Regions from separate parts of the Homo sapiens genome. Here region 1 is linked to region 2. Evidence: chromatin loops called from intact Hi-C (ENCODE). Cell type or tissue: IMR-90. All regions are shown on one strand. Each heading gives the region's core, and the rest is flanking DNA. Links, peaks and the distances in the headings are about the cores only.

Region 1 (2,910 bases), core at 136-2,635, 280 kb after region 2:
AAGTAGGGGAATAGAAGGCTCTGAAACTGACTGAGAACTTGAATGAGAGAAGCATCATATTGCAGTAGGGAAGGAAACGTTCAGCAGATGATCTAGGGCAGTGTGTTCATATATTCATAATTTGGAAAAGTCTTCTTAGACCCGCCAAGCACTTGCCTCTATAAAAATTTAAGGTTTGGATGAAATAGATTTAATTTGAAAAAAAATGAATATGGGTTAGCCCAGATGGTGGAAGATGGCCACTCTGACATTGTCATGAGAAGAAGTCACCAAGGCTGACATGGGGGAGCTTGACACACAGCCACGCAGGGCTGTGCAACCACAAGGAAGAGGCAGAGACAGGGCCACACGTGCCACCAACATGCCGCCCGCAAGGTGGTTTCTTTCTTCTTCACAGTGTCGGCAGTCTAGAAAACATGGGGAAAGTTCTTTCTTGGACTTTCTATTTTCGTTTCTTGAATTAGCACTGAGGAATCTCAGGCCTGTTTTCCCATGGTTGATGTACAAAGGCATCTTCAGGGCCATCTGCGGTGGATTTGGGCCACTCCCCAGACACCGTGAGGATCCTGGAGACGTCCCCTCCTGAAGTGCTTCTTAAACTTTGTTATGCAGATGAATCACCCAGGATCTTGTGACTCAGCAGCTCCCAGGTGGGGCCTGAGATTCTGCATTTCTAAGCAGTTCCTGGGAGCTGCTGATGCTGTGGGTCCCACGTACCACATGTGGGGCCAGTCAGGATCCAGGAGACATCATCATTTAACTAGCAGTTTCAAAAACTCACATTAAAGCAAATAAGCTTTATTTAAAAACCGTTAATATAAATATATAATGTATATTTTTAAATGCTGGCATTGTAAATTGTGTGACCATTTTGAAAAGCAATTTTGTGAAATGTATCAAGAGCCTCAAAGGGATGAGTAGTTTTTCTTCTTCTCCTGGACTCCCCTCAGGAAACAGTGTAAACTGTGGCAGCCAGGTCTGTGGGTGAGTGGCTGGGGTGTCCCTCGGACCACCCCAAGGGCCTCGGTGCATGCGGCTCACCCAGACACAGTGCAGCCACTAACAGTGATGCCTGTGAAGATCCCATAGTAACCTGCAAAGACATGGTCACGTGGTCACAATGTGACTTTTCATTGGAGAAGTCGGGTGCCAAATTCTTTAGATGCCTCAAGAACAGTGGAAGGCAGAGACATTAAATGAGTGATAACAAGATAAACCGTAACTGTAGGAAATACAGTACAATTCCTTTCTGATTTTTTTCTTCAATGTAGTAGTAGTTTTCTCTTCAAAAGTCAAAAAGCAGCTGGGCGTTGTGGCCCACTCCTGTTATCCTCAGCCCCTGGGAAGATCACTTGAGCCCAGGAGTTCCAGCCTGGGCAACATAGTGAGACCTGGTTTCTATAAGAAATGTTAAAAAGAAAGAAAAAAATAAAAGTCAGAAAGCAACGCTGAAGACCCTAGATCTTGTGTTTGTGACAGCGCCCCCTGGAGCTGGGAACGCCCTTTGGAAAGCCTTCATTAATGCTACTGGGACAGGAATTCCAACGAACTGATGAAGCAAAGAATTTCCTATTAAAACCTTCCTGATATAATGCCCTTCAGAAATTATTTTAGAGAGATAAAATTGGGTCTTGATATATTATCTTAAATACTCTCTTTGCCATTGTGAAAAATAAAGGAATAATGATACTTCCTTAATTCCAGATGTTAAAACAACTGAGAAAGATCCCTGGAAGGCAGGGGCTGCTGGAACTCCTGCTCCTGCTTGCTGTCTCTGGACATAGCTCAGCACCGCAGGCCTCTGCCTGTGGGTTCATCTCAGTAGTTCGGGGGTGAAGTGCAGAGAAGGACCCGAGAGCCACAGTGGACAGACCTTAGGGGCTGAGGGTGGTTTATATAATGGCACAGGCTATAGAGTCACCCAGGATTGTTGATAGGGCAGTGTGGACTTGGTGATGGGTCCAGAGCTCCAGCCACAGTGAAGAGACCCTCCCTGATTCCATGATGCTCAAGCAGCAAAAGCTCAGGACAGATGAAAGGAGGCATTTATGAACATGGAAGGGAGTCACTAGCAAACACACACGTGATTGAGTGGTAAGGCCCGAAATTCAAGGTATTTGAAATCCCAGTTAACAAGCAATGTATTCAGTCTACTTCTTTTCCACAGAATCAGTAGTGCATATTGGTAAGCCTCCAAGTTTATCCACAGAAAACCCGTAAGTCCTTAATGTGTCTGGAGTTGCGTGGTCCCAGGTAGAGATCTTCTCACTGGGGGAGCAGCATCTGTACAAGAAGAAGCATTTAGGACTCTGGCTTAAGATGCTTCACACTCAGCACCTGCTGCCACCAGTTCCATCATGGGGTCACACTCAGGATGTAGGGGACATTTGAGTCCTGGAATGACAAAGGCTCTCCTACAGGGAGACTGTGAAGGGAGGGTGCCGGCCCTGGGATGTGAGGAGGTCGAGTCTATGTTACGTGGACGGCCCACACCAGTCTGAGCGGGTAGCGATTGGGGTGGAGAGCCCTGTCCTTTTGTTGTGTCCTTTAGTGCAGTGGTCAGACCCTGCATGGCCATTATCAAACCAAAACAGACAAAAATGCGTTTGTGCATTACTGTTTAACTGTGCAGTGTGCTTTTCTCTAGTCTGTGCTGGTGGGTATCTGATATTAATGTCCCCATCAACATTGGTCTTTGGTGGCTGGGGGTTGTGAGGCATGTATGTGTGGCTCTTTCTGTCCACCTTGGGACCAGGAGGCTGTTCTTTTTTTTTTTTTTTTTTGAGATGGAGTCTCGCTCTGTCACCCAGGCTGGCATGTAATGGCACGATCTCGGCTCACTGCAACCTCTGCCTCTTGGGTTTAAGCAATTCTCCTGCCTCAGCCTCCCAAGTAGCTGGGATTACAGGC
Region 2 (2,910 bases), core at 226-2,725:
ATTTAAACTTGGCAGTTGTAACTTCAGTCTGGGCTCCTAACCAAATCTGTCCTTCCTACCCATCTCCCCCATAATGTCCACAGCAGCCACCCACACACGCCCAGCATTCTGTTAGTGTAGAGCCAGCACTCCTGCAGTCAGGTTCCTGGGCCGCAGTGCTTGAGCACCAGTGTGATCAGCCCTGATTGGTGGAGCTCTGGCTGTTGGCCTCGGGGCCTTGGTGCATTTTCTTGAGACTAAACCTTGTCAAATGGACAGCAGAGGCATGAATCTTGAGTGCTGGGTCTGCTGCTCACCAAGTGATCTAGGCTGCCTCTCTCAGCTGACTGATCTGTGAGCTGGAGTCAGCACTTCAGAGGCCCCTCAAATTAGTTTTATGCCAGCAATCTCTAATACAGCCTTCATGGATGGTATGATTGTAGATGTTTTACCTGCTGTATTTGTTCCAAGGCTTTTCATTAAATTGCACCTGACAGTCACTTAGGAAATTTGAGGCACTCTGGGTCAGGGATGTAGTCACCTTTCCCCTTCTGTCAGTCACCTAGTGAGTTGCTACCTTTACCTGTATGTGAGGGTGCATTCATAGTGGTCTGGGGTGGGGGGATGGGTTTAGATGCTGACTGCGACCTGTGTGGTGTGCTGAGACCTGGAAAGGCAGGCAGGCACTTGGCAGCAGGAGGAACAGCATCAGGTGGGAATCCACAGCTATCTTGCTGGAGTGCAGGAGAGCATAGGTCCCACATTGAGAAATGGGAATTTGGGTCACTTCAGGGTGATGTGTGGAGAGGCTTTTGCTGTGTGCTTGTATGGTTCTGAGAACTAGTGATCCTCCAGGAAAACCCATGTGGGTGCACAATTCATAGGGAACCCTTGAAGGTTTCTAGAAATGGGAATGGGAAGTGGTTTCAGATGGGCTGCCTTAAGGCATCCAGGCCAAAAAGGCTGTGACTTGCCCAAGGCACGGCTGAGAAAGTTGCCTCGTGGCACACGCAAAACTGCACAGTTCACATGTCATACGATTTCATTAAAAGCTAGGATCCAGCCTGAGAAACAGCGCAACCGTGTCTACAAAAAATGCTAACCTACAGTGGTGGCATACACCTGGAGGGCTGAGGTGGTGGGAGGACTGCTTGTGCCCAGGAGTTCAAGGCTGTAGTAAGTTAAAATCACACCACTGTACTCCAGACTAGACAACAGGGACAACTGCCATCCACCTCCCCTCTCCCCGCCCTCCCCCACTCTGAAAAGCAAAATTAGGAGATTGTCACGAGGAAGGAAAGCACACCCCTGGTCTGTGAAGCCGTTGAGGTCATGTCAGACCACTGGGGTCGTTTGTGGTGACAGAGCACAAGCATTTGGCCAGTTCACCACCCAACACATTCACTTGTGCCATCTCAGGGTTTAGGGGTCTGTTTTCTGAACATTTGCCTTGCGCACCTTTTCTTTGTGAGGTTTCTTTGTGGTAATTCCCAGGCTCAGCTCTGTGAAGGGCGATTTCCGTTTGGAAGGAAACCTTGCACCATCCGCTTTCTGCCTGTAGGCGGCAGGGGCGACCCAGCACAGCCACCTGCCCACCCACAGCTGAGCAGGAGCCTGGTATCCCCGCAGAGCTGCTCAGATTATCAGCTTATAGCTAAGGTAGCAGGAAGAGAAATGTCAGGCTACTTGAGAGTTAAGTAGTTCTGAATGGTGTTTTCCCAGACCAGCAGTCCCCTCCAGGATTCCTGCGGGCTTCAGGTTTCTGGTTACCCAAGACACAACCTCCATTGCTGAGGCCATGCTGTTCGAGAACTCCCCATCTGAGCCTGGTGTCAAAACAGTTGTGATGTTGATGGGGGTTCACAGCCAGGCCATGTGATGTGTCTGGAAGGAAGTTGGGGGTGGTGGACAACATTTGGGCAGTGATCAGTTATGTCCTTTAGACACAGCTGGGTCTGCAAGGTCCAGGGGACGCCCTTCCCCATCCACTCCTCGCACATACACAAGGTGCCCCTTGCGTGGGTGAGCTGCCCACAGTGATTTCTTATTGGAGGTTTGGTTTGTCACCATTCAAAACCATTGACTTTTTTGGTTTTAATGTTTATTTCTAACTTTAATACATGTAGGGATTTAATGAAGTCCCCACATCTTGTAAAACAAAATAACAGTAAAATACCACATCTCAAGAATAAGTTATTAAATGTTTCTAGATTTTTTTCCTATCCGAATAGGAATTGTTTACAAAAAACGATTCAGGATGCCAGCATTGGGGTTGGATTCTGGAGGTTTTCTGCTGTTGGTTCTCTCTCTCCGTGGAGATCCATGGAGGAGTTTTCCTGAGGCCCCAAAACAGCTCTTTTGCATCTTTGTCCTTCCACGGCCTGCTTCCCATGAGGAAGAGGTGAGGGCCCCCTGCAGACAAGCACAGAGGCCCTGAGCCTCCCAGCCTCTTCCCTGCCTTCAGCAACCACCCCACCCAACCAAAGTCTTCATTAGCTAGAAGTTGTGAATGGTTTAGGTAGCTGTTTGGGAGGATTTTAATTTTTAATTGAGCCTTTCTTTTTTTTGGTTGGTTGGTTGTTTCTGAGACAGGGTCTCACTGTTGCCCAGGCTGGAGTGCAGTGGTGCGGTCATGGCTCATGACAGCCTCCAGCTCCTGGGCTGAAGCCATCCTCCCACCTCAGCCTCCCAAGTAACTGGGATTACAGGCACACGCCACCATGCCTGAGTAATTTTTTTAAAAAAATCTTTGTAGAGACGGGTCTTGTTATATTGCCCTGGGTGGTCTTGAACTCCTGGCCTCAAACAGTCCTCCCATCTCAGCCTCCCAAAACGGGATTACAGGCATGAGCCACTGCCCAACTGGGCCTGCCTTATTTTTTAATACATGCTTTACAAACCTCCTTTAAAGCTTCTTAAGTTGTGGGACCT

Evidence for each region. A loop is a pair of places that touch in the nucleus more often than their neighbours do. Peaks named below come from ENCODE experiments on the same cell type or tissue, not always from the same donor. Only the 100,000 strongest peaks of a DNase experiment are listed, where the experiment ranks them.
Region 1: it touches region 2 in a loop (2.4-fold over the local background); 7 of 110 quality-filtered maps call a loop at or near these places.

Annotation. Positions count from the first base shown.
Region 1 is chr20:17,653,707-17,656,616 of GRCh38, reverse strand. The region is part of intron 3 of RRBP1 (ribosome binding protein 1); the gene reads left to right. Among named protein-coding and RNA genes, the nearest start is that of RRBP1, 27 kb to the left of the region's middle. RefSeq lists an enhancer at 479-773. In IMR-90, for the core only: a CTCF peak has its summit at 1,489 (motif pointing left); a DNase peak (open chromatin) is centred at 616; H3K27ac peaks cover 181 bases.
Region 2 is chr20:17,937,843-17,940,752 of GRCh38, reverse strand. No RefSeq gene overlaps it. Among named protein-coding and RNA genes, the nearest start is that of SNORD17, 24 kb to the left of the region's middle. RefSeq lists enhancers at 1-260, 236-325, 356-445, 1,686-1,815, 1,448-2,041. In IMR-90, for the core only: a CTCF peak has its summit at 1,538; a DNase peak (open chromatin) is centred at 1,662; H3K27ac peaks cover 422 bases.